Regions from separate parts of the Homo sapiens genome. Here region 2 is linked to region 1. A link is a contact called in ENCODE Hi-C or POLR2A ChIA-PET data. All regions are on one chromosome and are shown on one strand. Each heading gives the region's core, a stretch centred on a gene start or an enhancer-like site at or near the end of the contact. The rest is flanking DNA. Distances are from core to core; before and after follow the strand shown.

The links. A loop is a pair of places that touch in the nucleus more often than their neighbours do. ChIA-PET counts read pairs that join two places held with the same protein, here RNA polymerase II (POLR2A). Pooled maps may share reads with other maps.
Region 2: a loop to region 1 is called in a pooled map, with 12 times the contacts of the local background. The contact joins the promoter of ARHGAP19 here to the promoter of CC2D2B in region 1. A Hi-C loop is called at or near these places in 1 of 37 single-sample maps with no recorded cell type and 8 of 50 pooled maps. POLR2A ChIA-PET finds 5 or more read pairs at or near these places in 1 of 52 experiments (BJ).

The regions. Positions count from the first base shown.
Region 1 is chr10:95,904,401-95,911,684 of GRCh38, reverse strand. CC2D2B (coiled-coil and C2 domain containing 2B) reads right to left here and starts at 3,710. Exons shown (of 35, transcript NM_001349008.3): 1 at 3,628-3,710; 2 at 326-384. The coding sequence starts at 361. The region is part of intron 2 of ENTPD1-AS1 (ENTPD1 antisense RNA 1); the gene reads left to right. RefSeq lists enhancers at 3,394-3,453, 3,494-3,683.
Region 2 is chr10:97,290,145-97,297,428 of GRCh38, reverse strand. ARHGAP19 (Rho GTPase activating protein 19) reads left to right here and starts at 4,792. Exons shown (of 12, transcript NM_032900.6): 1 at 4,792-4,857. The coding sequence starts at 4,802. ARHGAP19-SLIT1 (ARHGAP19-SLIT1 readthrough (NMD candidate)) reads left to right here and starts at 4,756. Exons shown (of 15, transcript NR_037909.1): 1 at 4,756-4,857. RefSeq lists a silencer at 5,071-5,120 and enhancers at 4,465-5,221, 5,222-5,980, 6,739-7,284.

The DNA of each region.
Region 1 (7,284 bases), core at 2,461-4,960:
CCTATATAGATTTAACTCACTGACAAACATCTTTTTTAACAAAGCAGGGAATGGCTTGTTGGCTAGGTGAGAGAACATATAAACAAATAGATATTGAAGTAAGAGATTAAATAAATACATACATAAATAATTCATCTTATTAAATAACTTACAGACCAAATAAGAATACAATTCATCCCTAAACTCTCCTATTGTTTCTTTTTTTACATATGAATTTATGATTTGTATATAGAAACAAATGTATCACATTTATCAGGATTATCCCCCATTTACAACAGGGCTATTTGGAATAATCAAAATATTATAAACTCCATTAATACCTTACCTTTTTAAAAATATCTTCTCTTTGAGATTTTTTCATGATGGTCCTTTTATTTCAACTTTCTAAATAAATAAGAAATATTATTGAGAATGACATATCATAAGAAAACTGACTTGTGATACTTGAGGTTAAAAGTATGCTTTTTAAATTTTTTAATTTAACAAGAAACAAAACAGATATACTATCACTTTTACTATTTCATATTTGTATTTGGTCACCTTCAGTATTTAATAGAAATCCCGGTTAATGCAATAAGATGTGCAAAAGAAGGAAGTAAGAGGTGTAACTCTTGGAAGAGGAAAACAAAATTATCATTGTTTGTAGATGATAGGTTTTTATACATGAAAAACCCAAAAGACTAAATAAAGTTTAGACATAATTAGAAAATTGGAATTGGCAGAATACAAGAGAATATATGTAAAAGTCAGTATCTTCCCTACATGCTAATGTACTAGAAAAAAATCACTTTCACAAAAAGGGTACTGAAAAAAACTTCAAGATACTAAGGAATTATTTTAATTAAAATATGTATGAATTCCCTTCCCCCCAAAAGTATAAAACTTTGCAGTAAGAAAAAAAAGGATCTGATTAAATATACATTTGATCTTAGCCAAAAGGCCAAGAGGCAATGATTAAATATAGATATTCTATGGAGGCAGGGAAATTGATTAAAAGGCTACTAATAGATACTAGAGATCTATTTGGATGTTTGTCTCCTCCAAATCTCATGTTGAAATGTGATTCCCAATAATGGACATGTGGCCAGGTGGGAAGTGATTGGATTGTGGGGGTGGATACCTCATGGTTGGCTTAGCACCATCCCCTTCATGATGAGTTCTTGCTCAGTTAGTTCACATGAGATCTAGTTGTTTAAAAGAGTCTGTCTAGGACCTCCCCCCTCCTTCCTTTATTTCCTCTCTTGCCATGTGACATGCTGGCTCCCCTTCCCTTCCACCATGATTGTAAGCTCCCTGATGCCCTCACCAGAAGCAGATGTTAGAGCCATGCTTATATAGCCTGCAGAACTGTGAGCCAATTAAAACTCTTTTCTTTATAAATTACCCAGTATTCTTCTATTGCAACGCAAGAATGGCCTAATACAAGAGTATCATTCAACATGACGGTTAAATGCAAGTTCATGCAATTCCCCAGACATTTGTAGAAACTAGAATGCCACACAAGTTTTTGTTTATCTGTTTGTTTTTTAGAGACAGGGTCTCACTCTTTCACCCAGGCTGAAGTGCAGTGGCATGATGACAGCTCATTACAGCCTTGAACTCCTGGGCTCAAGTGATCCACCTGCTTCCACCTCTTGAGTAGCTAGGACTACAGGCATGTGTCTCTAAGGCTCGGCTAATTATTATTATTGTTATTATTAGGTACAGACAGGGTCTCGCTGTGTTGCTCAGGCTGGTCTCAAACTCTTGGCCTCAAGCAATCCTCCTGCCTCAGCCTCTCAAAGCATTGGAATTATAGGCATGAGCCACTGCGCTTTGCCTAAACAAATTTCTAAATCAATTCTGCGGGCACAAGACTATGTGGATCCCTGAATCAGCACAGACTTCTTTTTGGCACAATTTTCAGTCACCTTGGTTACTTCTGTCACAGGCCATTTGGTTTCAGGAGTGCTAGCAAAATAAAACCACAGAAAAACCTCTAGCATGTGGAAATGGTTACACAATGCATATCTTAGTATATAGTAACATATCTTTAATTGTGATCCAATCAGAAAATTGGTTCCCTTTAATCTTCCCCTGGCTCTTGTTAGAAATATTTCTAAATGTATTAATGCACTTTCCTTCCTTAGCAGATCTGAATTCAGACCAAAATCCAATTTTATCTTTATCTCAGTTCATCTATTGTCACATAGTATGATGACACCTTTCTGAACTCTCTTATAGCAATGTTTCCTAAATGATGCCTTCCAGACTTAATTTGAATTAGGATGCTATGTCCAGAATTAAGGTCTCATTCACAGTTATGATGTAATTAAGGCAACAATAGCATTTTGTAAAAATAATCTATTAAATATATAGCACCAGCTACCCTTTATTGTTATTAGGATATGGAAGAAGTGGAATTTAACTTAACAATTCTTTACTTAGTTAAGAGGAATATAGCAGTATTTCACAGTGTTCTACAAAAAACATTATGACTTCCATGTATTGCATTAACTGGCAAGTTTAAAAATTAACTTAACTGTTATCTTGTTTTCCAAAATCAAAACTTAGGAACAAACGGCGTGACAAAAGATTTTCTGATCTGTGAATTTATTTAAGTCTTCGAAAGGCAACAAAACTAAATCACCCACTGCTCTGAGGACCAGTTCCCAAGTCATCATGTCCTGCTCCTGTAGATCAAGAAAGATTTGGGCCCACTTCTCTATCTTGGGACTTCTGGTACATGAAAACTAATGTGGAAACAGGTTACAAAAACTATCATATTATATTTTGAAAATTTACATCTAACACACACCATGCAACGTAGTTTTGCTACTCAAAGGTGAATTACAAGATTTATAAAAATGTATTAATTCTTAGAGCAACCACTGGCCAGGAGGCCCAGAAGCTCTAAACAAGTACTGTAATGTTTTTTATTCAAACCTGAAGATGTATCTCTGTGTCTATACTTATAGCCTCAATTAGAGAGAAAGTCAACCAGGAGGCCCTTTCTGAAAGTGAAGCCAAAAAACTCTCACATCACTTCCCCATCTAAGCCGCAGTGACCACTCTCCAACATTGACCACTCTCCAACATAACCCCTCAACTATAGCTGGATGGAGTTCTTGTTTATTCTCCCTGGCATCTCCAACCTTTAATTTTTACAACTTCCCCGCAAATGGATAGCATTCCGTGTTTCTAAGGCTGATTCAAACTCCACGTCTTTCAGGAAGTTTTTTCTAACTCTGTCTCTTGATCTCCAACAGCATTTGTAGTTCATAATGCGAATTTTTGTTCATTACATTCTACCTTCCAAGTTCATCTTCCTGCTTATCCTAATGTGAAGATCAGGACTAAGGCAAGGTGTTCAGCACACACAGTAGGCACTGAATTAATAATATGCCGACCCGTATTTCTTGCAAATCAAACACTGCTCTCGAGTGATTTTCAATTCTACTCATTCCCAAATTGGCTAACAAACCGGTCGGCCAGGCCCCCGAACTACAAGTCCCAGCGGCCTGCGCGGCCCCGGCTCCGGTTATCCCAGCCCAGCTAGTTCTGCCCATGCAGCAGAGCTCCACAAAAGTGCGGGAATGTCTGACAGGGAAGAATCAGAGAAACCTTCACCAGCAGCCCGACATTCACCTGGACGGACAGTGCACTTTTCTTACGTCTGGGCAGGGAAGGCAGGGCGCACCATCTACCGCAGGCTAGGATGATCACCAACCGCCCCACCGCACCCTGCGCCAGCCCTACGGCGCCCGCGGGCTGCAAGTAGCGGCGACCCAGGAGCATGCGCGCTGCCGCCCCTGGCCTGCCAGGACCCAGAGGGAGCGGAGCACGCGCCTTTGGGAATCTTCGGTGCGCCAAGTCTGTTCGCCGCCGGGGTCTATCACCCCCGCCCCTCGCCTCTGCCCGTGAGCGTGTGAGTTGTAGCGTACCCTGGGGTCTGTTCTGGAGGAGGCCTGAGAGCGGGGTTGCCTGGGGCGTGGGTCTCTCATCCCTCTCGTCCTGGTGAAGAAGAAGAGTATACCCAGCGGGTGAGTACCGGCCGCGAGCTCCCGGCTGAGCGGGCGTCCCCGGGGAGGACGCTGCGGGGCGCCGTTGTGGCAAGAGCGGTCGCCCGCGCAGGGCGTGGAGGCGCGAGGCCGGGGGACGCCAGCCGGCAAGTTGCACGGGTTGCAGCGCCCCGGGACCTACTTTCTCTTTGCCGTCGTCCCTGCCTTGCTAGGAAAAGAGGGGAGCTTTGACTTCAGGTGATTTCCTTTGTGGCTTACAAAAGAGCCCCCTAAATATGCAAGCGGTTCCTTTTATTTCCAGAGCTTGCTGTTAGCGTACTAATGTACTATGTTTAAAGTCTTAAATAGGGCATGCCAGACACGCTCACCCATGTGTCGTCATTCATCGCTTAATAAACAGAGTACGGCTCTCATTGTTTTTCTTTTTCCCATTGCCTCGCTCCGAGTTAAAATAACGAGATAAACTAAACGTGATGCGGTTGGGAACTTGTTCAGGGAAACCGGCTGGGGCGAACTTCGGAAACTTGCTAGTGTAGAGAGCCGCACGGTGGTGGTTTGTATGCTTTCACTCATTCAGGCTTTCCACAGTGTTTAACTGCGTTCTGTGTCAGGCATTATGCCCCAACAGTCGTCTTGTGTAAGACTTCCATGCATTTTTAAGCTTTGCTTTTATTTTCTAAATGTACATGTTAATAGAGAATAAACATTATTGACCTCTTTATTCTGATATTAATTGCCTAAGTTTCGTAGGATTGTCTTTATTTTTTAATAGTATGGTGACCAAAAGTAATACTAGTGTTTAACCTTAGTAAGCAAAATAGAGTCCCAGTGTCTCTGACAGCTTGGCACAGTTTCATTTGAGACCGTAAATCCCACCCTGTCTATAGTCTCTGTCATACTTGGTAACAACCCAGATAATTTATCCCTTCTCGCAGCCTCATTCCCACACCTTCTCCATCTGCTGATCGTCTCACTATCTGCCTTCTTCTGGAAACTGTAAACTCTTTTTCTAGACTCCTCATATGTAAACCCCTCTATATCTTTTTTTAAATTTATATATATATATATTTTATCATACTTTAAGTTCCAGGGTACATGCGCACAACGTGCAGGTTTGTTACATATGTATACATGTGCCATGTTGGTGTGCTGCACCCATTAACTCGTCATTTACATTAGGTATATCTCCTAATGCTATCCCTCCCCCTCCCCCCATTCCACAACAGGCCCTGGTGTGTGATGTTCCCCTTCCTGTGTCCAGGTGTTCTCATTGTTCAATTCTCATATGAAATACTATGCAGCCATAAAAAATGATGAGTTCATGTCATTTGTAGGGACATGGATGAAGCTGGAAACCATCATTCTCAGCAAAGTATCGCAAGGACAAAAAACCAAACACCACATGTTCTCACCCCTCTATGTCTTTATATCTTCTTGTTCACAAAACATTCCTCCTTGTGATATTGGGTACCTGGCTGTCTCCTGAAGACACTGCTTTCCCAGCAATTCACCACAGCGAAAGCCATGCCTGCTGGAGACACTGCTTTCCCAGCAATTCACCACAGCGAAAGCCGTGCCTGCCCGCGCCCCCCGCCCCCCAGAGGTGGTATCTGTATTCGCCATCTCCTCATGGCCATTGCTAGGCCATTCCATCCCACCCCAGGACCCAGAGCTGGTATCTGTATTCGCCATCTCCTCATGGCCATTGCTACGCCATTCCATTCCACCCTTGTAAAACTTACCAGAAACCCTTCTCTAATGAGCCCTTTTCCCTCTCCTCACTGTTATTTACCAGCTGCCTGGTCACTCATGTTCATTAAGGAATTTAGTACCCAACTCAAGTCTTTTTTTTTTTTTTTTTTTTGAGACGGAGTCTCTGTCAGCCCAGTTTGGAGTGCAGTGGTGTGATCTCAACTTACTGCAACCTCTGCCTCCCGGGTTCAGGCGATTCTCCTGCCTCAGCCTCCCGAGTAGCTGGGACTACAGGCGTGCACCACCACGCCCAGCTAATTGTATTTTTAGGAGAGACCGGATTTCACCATGTTGGCCAGGCTGGTCTTGAATTCCTGACCGCAGGTGATCCACCCGCCTCGGCATCCCAAAGTGCTGGGATTACAGGCATGAGCCACTGTGCCTGGCCAGTCTTTCTTTCATACTCAATTGCTACAAGGTTCTGGGGGGACTAAAGCAGTCATGTGTATCACAGGTCCAGCACCCCATATTCCCTTAACTTACTGCCATGACTGACTGACTGCAGGACCATAATATCTAAGACTGTTCCATATTAACAATCACGAACTCTAGTATTCTCTTCTCATCTTCCTGTTTCTTTCATCTCTTCCTCTGCCTTATTCTTCTATACTTAATCCCTGATCTCATGAAGACGCTGTCCCTTGATGACTATTTTGTCATCATCAGCCTCTACCTACATTGACTTTCTTCCTTGTCTAGCCCACACTCCTTGTTTTATTATTTACCCACATCAGTATCCACAATTTCTTTGCCTTTTGTGTTTCTTCCACTTTTGTCCAGCATACCTATTCTAGTTTAGTCTAGCCATTTGCTTTCTCTCCTCATATAGAAAGGTAATTGTATTAGTGAAAATCATGTAACCAGATTATTGCCATGATGATATGGCATGGTCCATAATGTAGCTCAGCCATTCTTTTCCTTTCTCACCCACAGCTACTATTCTAACTTTTATCGTTCCTTAAACCTACTCTACTTTTGACCTTGTACTTTCAGCAGCTGGCTTGGCTTTTTCAGAGGAAACAGAGACTCTCAGACATGAATACTGTGACACTGACCACCAGGCCAACTTAACATCAGCAGATATCCTGTCTCAGATGAAGAGGTATGTTTGATTTATTTCTTTTTTTTTTTTCTATCTACAGATGATCCAATATATGTCCTAGATCCCATTCATTCTGTCTCCTCTGGGGCCTTATTTCATCATTTAACCCTCCCTTTTTATCTTCAGTATACCCTTTCCCCACCTCCCTCCCCTGGCTTTATCTGCCCTATCCAACAAAACAAAAACAAAAAGAAAAACCATCAACTGGGATTATTCTCAGATTTCTTCTCTCTCTCCTTTTTTACAGCCACATTTAGAGAAAAAGGTAATCTTTTTTTCCCTTCCCTTACTTGTTAACTCTTCTACCCACAGAGTTCTGGCTTCCGCCACCTAATCATGCCACCAAGGACTTTGTGATTGCCAAACCCAAAATATCTTCTTAGGCTTCTTTTCTGCACTTGGCTCTGTAGACCATTTCCCAGTCTTGAA
Region 2 (7,284 bases), core at 3,543-6,042, 1.4 Mb before region 1:
CCACTCCTGGGAGGTCACCACATTGATGCCACACTTAGTGCAGACACCCCATAGGCATAGTGCATTGTAATACAGAACTCCTGGGCTCAAGCAATCCTCCCGCCTCAGCAGTAGCTGGGACTACAGGTGCATGCCCAGCAAGTTTAGCGTTCTTTTAGCATTCTTTTTTTTTTTTTTTTTTTTTTTGAGACAGAGTCTTGCCCTGTTGCCCAGGTTGGAGTGCAATTCTCAGCTCACTGCAACCTCTGCCTCCCGGGTTCAAGTGATTCTCCTGCCTCAGCCTCCTGAGTAGCTGGGATTACAGGCGCGTGACACCATGCTAATTTTTTTGTATCTTTAGTAGAGACAGGGATTTCACCATGTTGGCCAGGCTGGTCTTGAACTCCTGACCTTATGATCCACCTGCCTCAGCCTCCCAAAGTGCTGAGATTACCAGCGTGTGCCACTGCGCCTGGCCGAGTTTAGCATTCTTAATATTCATCATGTCGTCTCCAACATTGATCTAATCTTAGTATGTTCTAGACACTGTGCTACTAAGCAGCTTTTCAGAAATTATCTTTTTTTTTTTTTTTTTTTTTGGGACGGAGTTTCGCTCTTGTTGCCCAGGCTGGAGTGCAATGGCGCGATCTCGGCTCACCACAACCTCTGCCTTACGGGTTCAAGCGATTCTCCTGCCTCCGCCTCCCAAGTAGCTGGGATTACAGGCATGTGCCACCATACCTGGCTAATTTTGTATTTTTAGTAGAGACGGGGTTTCTCCATGTTAATCAGGCTGGTCTCTAACTCCCGACCTCAGGTGATCCGCCCGCCTCGGCCTCCCAAAGTGCTGGGATTACAGGCATGAGCCACTGCGCCCAGTCTCAGAAATTATCTTATTTTACTCTTCACCATACCCTTGTGAGACTTATTATCCTCATTTTACAGAAGAGGAAATGGAATCAGAAAGCTAAGTAACTTATCCAGGGTCACATAGCTAGGAGCTCTGGAGCCAGGATTTGAACTTGGGTTTATTAACTCCAGAGCCCATGTAACTACTGTGCTGTATTTTCCCAAACATTATATAAACATGTGATTTGGCCAGGTGTGGTGGCTCATGCCTGTAATCCCAGCACTTTGGGAGGCCGAGGTGGGTGGATCACCTGAGGTCAGGAGTTCGAGAGCAGACTGGCCAATATGGCAAAACCCTGTCTCTACTATAAATACAAAAACTAGCCGGGTGTGGTGGTGGGTGCTTGTAGTCCCAGCTACTCGGGAGGCTGAGGCAGGAGAATTGCTTGAACCTGGGAGGCGGAGGTTGCAGTGATCCGAGATCATGCCACTGCACTCTTGCCTGGGTGACAGAGTGAGACTCTGTCTCAAAAAAAAAAAAAAGGTGCGATTCTTCATTAAAAAAAATGAACCAGAAATATAGTTTTGTGGCGTTCCTCCTAGTTGCAGTGGTAATACTTTAAAGTTTTGAACAGTTTTTCTTTTGTGAAAGCATCAATTTCATTCAATCCATCAGTCCATGTGCTGGGTGTCATGGGGCTAGAAACAAAACTAGTTCTTATTTTGAGGGAAGGGCAGAATTTGAGCCTTGGGTTCCTTGCTTTGTATATATAGCAATTAACACAACCTGGATTTTCTTTTCTTTCTTTCTTTTTTTTTTTTTTTGAGACATAGCCTCAACCTATTGCCCAGGCTGGAGTGTAGTTGCACGATCTCGGCTCGCTGCAACCTCCATCTCCTGGGTTCAAGTGATTCTCCTCCATCAGCCTCCCGAGTAGCTGGGATTATAGGTGTGTGGCAACACGCCCGGCTAATTTTTGTATTTTTAGTAGAGACAGGGTTTCACCATGTTGCCAGGCTAGTCTGGAACTCCTGACCTCGGGTGATCCACCCGCCTCAGCCTCCCAAAGTGCTGAGATTACAGGTGCGAGCCACCTCGCCTGGCCTTTTTTTCTCTTTTCTTTTCTTTTTGAGACAGTCTCACTCTGTTGCCGAGGCTGGAGTGCAGTGGCACATGATCTTGGCTCACTGTAACCTCCACTTCCTGGTTTCAAGCGATTCTCCTGCCTCAGCCTCCTGAGTAGCTGGGATTACAGGTGTGTGCCACCATGCCCGGCTATTTTTTTGTATTTTTAGTAGAGATGGGATTTCACCATTTTGGTCAGGCTGGTCTTGAACTCCTGACCTCAAGTGATCTACCTGCCTCGACCTCCCAAAGTGCTGGGATTACAGGCGTGAGCCATCACACTTGGCTTCTTTTTCTTTTTTTGTTTTTTGTTTTTTGTTTTTTTGAGACAGGGTCTTGCTCTGTCAGGGTGGAGTGCAGTGGCATGAACATGGCTTGCTGTAGTCTCAATCTCCTGGGCTCAAGTGATCCCAGCCTGGATTTTCTAAGGCTGTCTGAGGTTCAATGAAAAATTTCACTGATACGTTTGCTAAATTTTATGTTTCTTTCCATGTATTTGCTCAATAAACATGATTTGTTAAACATCAAACTAAATAAGACTGGGCATGGTGGCTCACACCTGTAGTCCCAGCACTTTGGGAAGCCTAGGTGGGTAGATCACTTGAGTTCAGGAGTTCGAGACCAGTCTGGCCAACGTGGCAAAACCCATCTCTACTCAAATACAAAAATTAGCCAGATGTGGTGGCACACACCTGTAATCCCAGCTACTTGAGTGTCTGAGGCTGGAGAATTGCTTGAACTCGGGAGGCAGAGGTTGCAGTGAGTGGAGACCATGCCACTACACTCCATCCTAGGCAACAGAGTGAGACTCTGTTTCAAACAAAAAACATAAAAAACATCAAACTAAATGCAATTTTATTTGGACACATTTATCAAACTTTTATTTTCTTTTTTAGAGAAAGGGTCTCATTCTGTCGCACAGCCTGGAGTTCAGTGGCACAATCATAGCTCACTTTAACCTTGAACTCCTGGGCCCAGGTGATCCTCCTGCCTCAGCCTCCAAAAGTGATGGGATTATGGGTGTAGGCCACTGTGCCTAGCCCTTATCAAACTTTTAGTATTAATTCATCAATTGAAAAAAATCTATTAGAGTATATGATTTGATTTTTTATTTGGATATAATAGTTTGAGGACTTGCTTATATTTTTCAAAAATATTTATTGGACAGCCATTATGTGCCAGAAACTGTGGGGAGCAAAATAAATATAGTCTCTGCCCACTTGTGGCAGGAAGCCTAGCTGGGAACCCTCACATGAAATAAATAGTCACACAAATGACTATGTAATTGTGAGTTGTGATATGAACTGTGAAAGAATAGTACAGAGTTCTTTGTGAAAGTTTACTGAGGGAATTGATTTATACAATGGGGGTCATGGAAGATCTTTGAGCCAGTGACATTTAAGCTTCGACCTGAAAGCCAAAAAAGTGGAAAAATGGACGAGCCAGAAAAAGCAACATGTGCAAAAGCCCTAAGACAGTTCAGAAAGTGAAGCATGTGCAGTACAGTTTAGTAAAAAGGAGGCAGAGTGCAGGGAGAGCCCCAGGTGGCAGGATATCAGAAGGATCAATACAGAAATTCCCGAGAAAAGTCCAGCATAGGAAAACAATATGGAAAAACAAAAAACAACAATGCTCAAAATTTACAATGTTCTCACATATGTTGCCTCAGTTAATCCCTAGGAGAAGTGTGTGCCGCAGGGAGGACAAGGATAATTATGGTTATTCCTACCATTGAGGATTAAAGTTTAGTTTGGGACAAAGTCATGCAGCTTTTGGTTCCATGGTTCATATCACAAGGCAAACTCTGTGGGTTCTCTGGGAAGTTGGAAGGGAGTGAATGTATTGAAGCAGAAATGACCGACTCCAGCCTGGCCAACAGGGTGAAACCCCATCTCTACAAAAAGTACAAAAATTTGCCCTGTGTGTTGGTATGCTGCAATATTGTACTGTGCTCCAGCATGGGAGACAGAGGGAGACCTTATCTCAAAAAAAAAAAAAAAAGAAAGAAATAAAGGAAGAAAGAAATGACCTATGGCTAGGGCTATGCTGAGTATCTGAAGAAAGAAGGCTTTGAACTATACGTTTAAAAGCAAGTACTTCTAGGTTGCCACTCCCTGCCTGCACTTGAGGGATTTATCTCTGGGTCAAGACAGAGAACGAGTCTTGCATTAAATTACATTAAATTAAATGAATTAATTTATGGCTGGGTGCAGTGCCTCATGCCTGTAATCCCAGCACTTTGGGAGGCTGACATAGGAGGATTGCTTGAGCTCAGGGGTTCGAGACCAGCCTGGGCAACATGGTGAAACCCTGTCTCAACAGAAAAAAAAAATTAAAAAAATTGTAAAAAAAAATTATTTATTTTCAACTTTTATTTTAAATTTAGGGGGTACATGAGTTGGTTTGTTATCTGGGTATATTGTGTGATGCTGAGATATAGGGTACGGAGTCTTGCATTTTAGAAAGTGATGAGTCACTTTCAAAGTTGACAGTTCTATAATTCCCTGATTTACATATCAGGACAAAATTTGAGCATAGGCTGGTGATTTCTGACTTGAACCTAAAGGTCTGTGGAATCGGAAGGGTTCATCAAAATGAGAAACTACAACTCCCGGCAGGCCTCGGGGCTGGGTCTTCTTCCCCGCCCCTCCCTCTTTTTCCGCCAGGGCTGGGAACGACCAATGACGGTTAGTCATTTGAATAGACCAATAATATATTAAACGGTTCAGGTTGAGGAGGGGCGGTCGAGTCATCCAATCGCACGGAAGAGGTGAAAACATATTAGCCAATCCAAATATGTGGGGGCGGGACGTAAGGTGGGGCGGTGAAAGAAGTTTGCTGACGAAGATGGCGACTGAGGCACAGAGTGAAGGGGAGGTGCCAGCCCGCGAATCCGGCCGGAGGTGAGCTGAGTTTGGTCCAGTTTCCTGGGAAACGCGGCCTTGGGCTGGTAGTCCTGCCGCCTTTGCCTTGGGTCACGGAGGCGCACGGTTCGGGCTTTGTTTCTTTCTCCCACGGCGTTTCTCATCGTCGCGCCTGCGGGGGCTGAGGCGCGGGGGTCGGGCCTGGGCGCTGGACTCCAGCCAAACCCCCCGCTCGGTCCTGCCGGTGCCCGAGGGGGCTCCTCCCGCTGCGCTGGCTGCAGACGTCCAGCTGGGGGTGGCAGCGCTGATCGCTTTGGCGCCGAGACACCTCTTGATGGCGAGGAAACGGAAGTCCAGGGCTGGTTAGCGAATTCCTCACTGTTGCACACAGCGCTTCACATCTTCTCCGAGGCACTTTGTGCGTTCAGGTCCGAGCAAGGATTTGAGTGTCAATTAGAAACAGTGTTGAGTCCTTGGGCCAGTTTTTAAACCTCTCTCGACTTCAGTTTCTTCATCTGCAAAGGGACGTGAGGATGCCTATTTCCAAGTGTCAAGATTGAATAAGACAATCCATTTAAAGCTAGCACTGAGTTTAGCCGATAATGACAACTCTACGCAATAGATTTTCTTCTTCCTAGTAGAACAGCTAAGGAGCAGATGGGAGAGGGATCTGTAGTCCAGGACATCATGACTTTATTTCCACAGGATGTTCTTTCCTAAACAGCCACACCGAGATTTAGCGTTTTCAGGAGAGAATTTCGAGGTGGTGTTGCCTTAGCCTTGAGACCTAAGTTGTCTTAATTGATTACAATTTTGTTTTTGGTGTAATTCAATAGATTGAGTTTATTTACGTTGCCTCAGTGTAACTCAGTAAAATACTTCGGTTTGGCGTCTTTTGGTTCCATTTGTACCGAATAAGAGATTCCAAGAATCTTGGGAAACTAATAACTTTGTGACTCGGCTTCTTCCTGAGCCCAGATGAGCGTGGTTGAGTGTGTTATTTAAAATATCATACGGGGCCGGGCATGGTGGCTTACGCCTGTAATCCCAGCACTTTGGGAAGCCGAGGGGAGCGGATCACCTGAGATCAGGAGTTCGAGACCAGCCTGGCGAACATGATGAAAGCCCGTCTCTACTAAAAATACAATAATTAGCCGGGTGTGGTGGCGGGCGCCTGTAGTCCCAGCTACTCAGGAGGTTGAGGCGGAGGTTGCAGTGAGCCCAGATGCGCCATTGCATTCCACCCTGGGTGACAGAGCAAGACTATGTCTCAAATAAATAAATAAAATAAAATATGATATGGAAGAGTTTTCCACTCTTTTTTGTTTTGTTTTGTTTTTGTTTTGCAGTTGCAAGATTTCATAGAGTGAAATAGAGTGAAAACACAGCTCCCACACAAAGGGAGGGGACCCAAAGTGGGTGGCCGTTGCTGGCTCTAATGCCTGGGTTTATATCCTGATCCTTGTCCCTCCCGCTGTGCTCTCAGGCAAGAGATGATTGGCTATTTCTTTACCTCCTGTTTTTGCCTAATTAGCATTTTAGTGAGCTCTCTGATTGGTTGGGTGTGAGCTAAGTTGCAAGCCCCGTGTTTAAAGGTGGATGCGGTCACATTCCCAGCTAGGCTCAGGGATTCTTAGTTGGCCTAGGAAATCCAGCTAGTCCTGTCTCTCAGTCCCCCTTCTCAACAGGAAAACCCAAGTGCTGTTGGGGAGATTGGCCGATGACCGCCCTAACTGCTTCCTGCTGAATTGGGGCGTAGTAGGGGTTGTGCAGTTGAGATTTCCTCGGGAGGGTTGCCTTCGATGTCATTAACATCGGAGCATGGGCTAGCAGGCTGTTCCAGGGGTCCGCGGTGGATCTTAGTCATAGACTGCATCTGGGGCTCCATTTGAAGAATGATTTGTAGTTTTACAGTTTCAATTCTGGAAGAGACAAACGCTTTGGATGCCCCTTCGTGGTCACCAAAATGTTACCGGGGGTCCTTGCTCACAGAGCTCCCAAGATGGTGGCCAGCCGCTTCTAAGATGATGGCGGGCCGCTTCCAGGATGGTGGCAAGCCTAGTGTTCTCTGACCTGGGGTTCTCAGCCTCACCGATTCCAAGGAATGGAATCTTGGGCCATGGGGTGAGTGTTACAGCTCTATTAGAAGCTGTGGGTCACGGAAGAGAACCGTGGAACCCAGTGACTGGTGTTCAACTTGATTAGGACGAACCCAGGCACTTAGCCATGCAGGAACAATGGCAAGCCTTTAGCACGATCGGGAGTGGCAATGGGAGTCTCACTGGATCAGGAGCACAGCAGACACCCTGCCAGATCCGGAGGGATGGGAGTCAGCAGCGGGATGGGAGTCAGCGGCGGGTCTGCGACAGCGGCAAACAGCAGTGGTAGAGGGCGAGCAAAAGCTCAGCTCCAGCCATAACAAACATAGACCAGAAGAGTGCAGTTGCAAGATTTAATAGAGTGAAA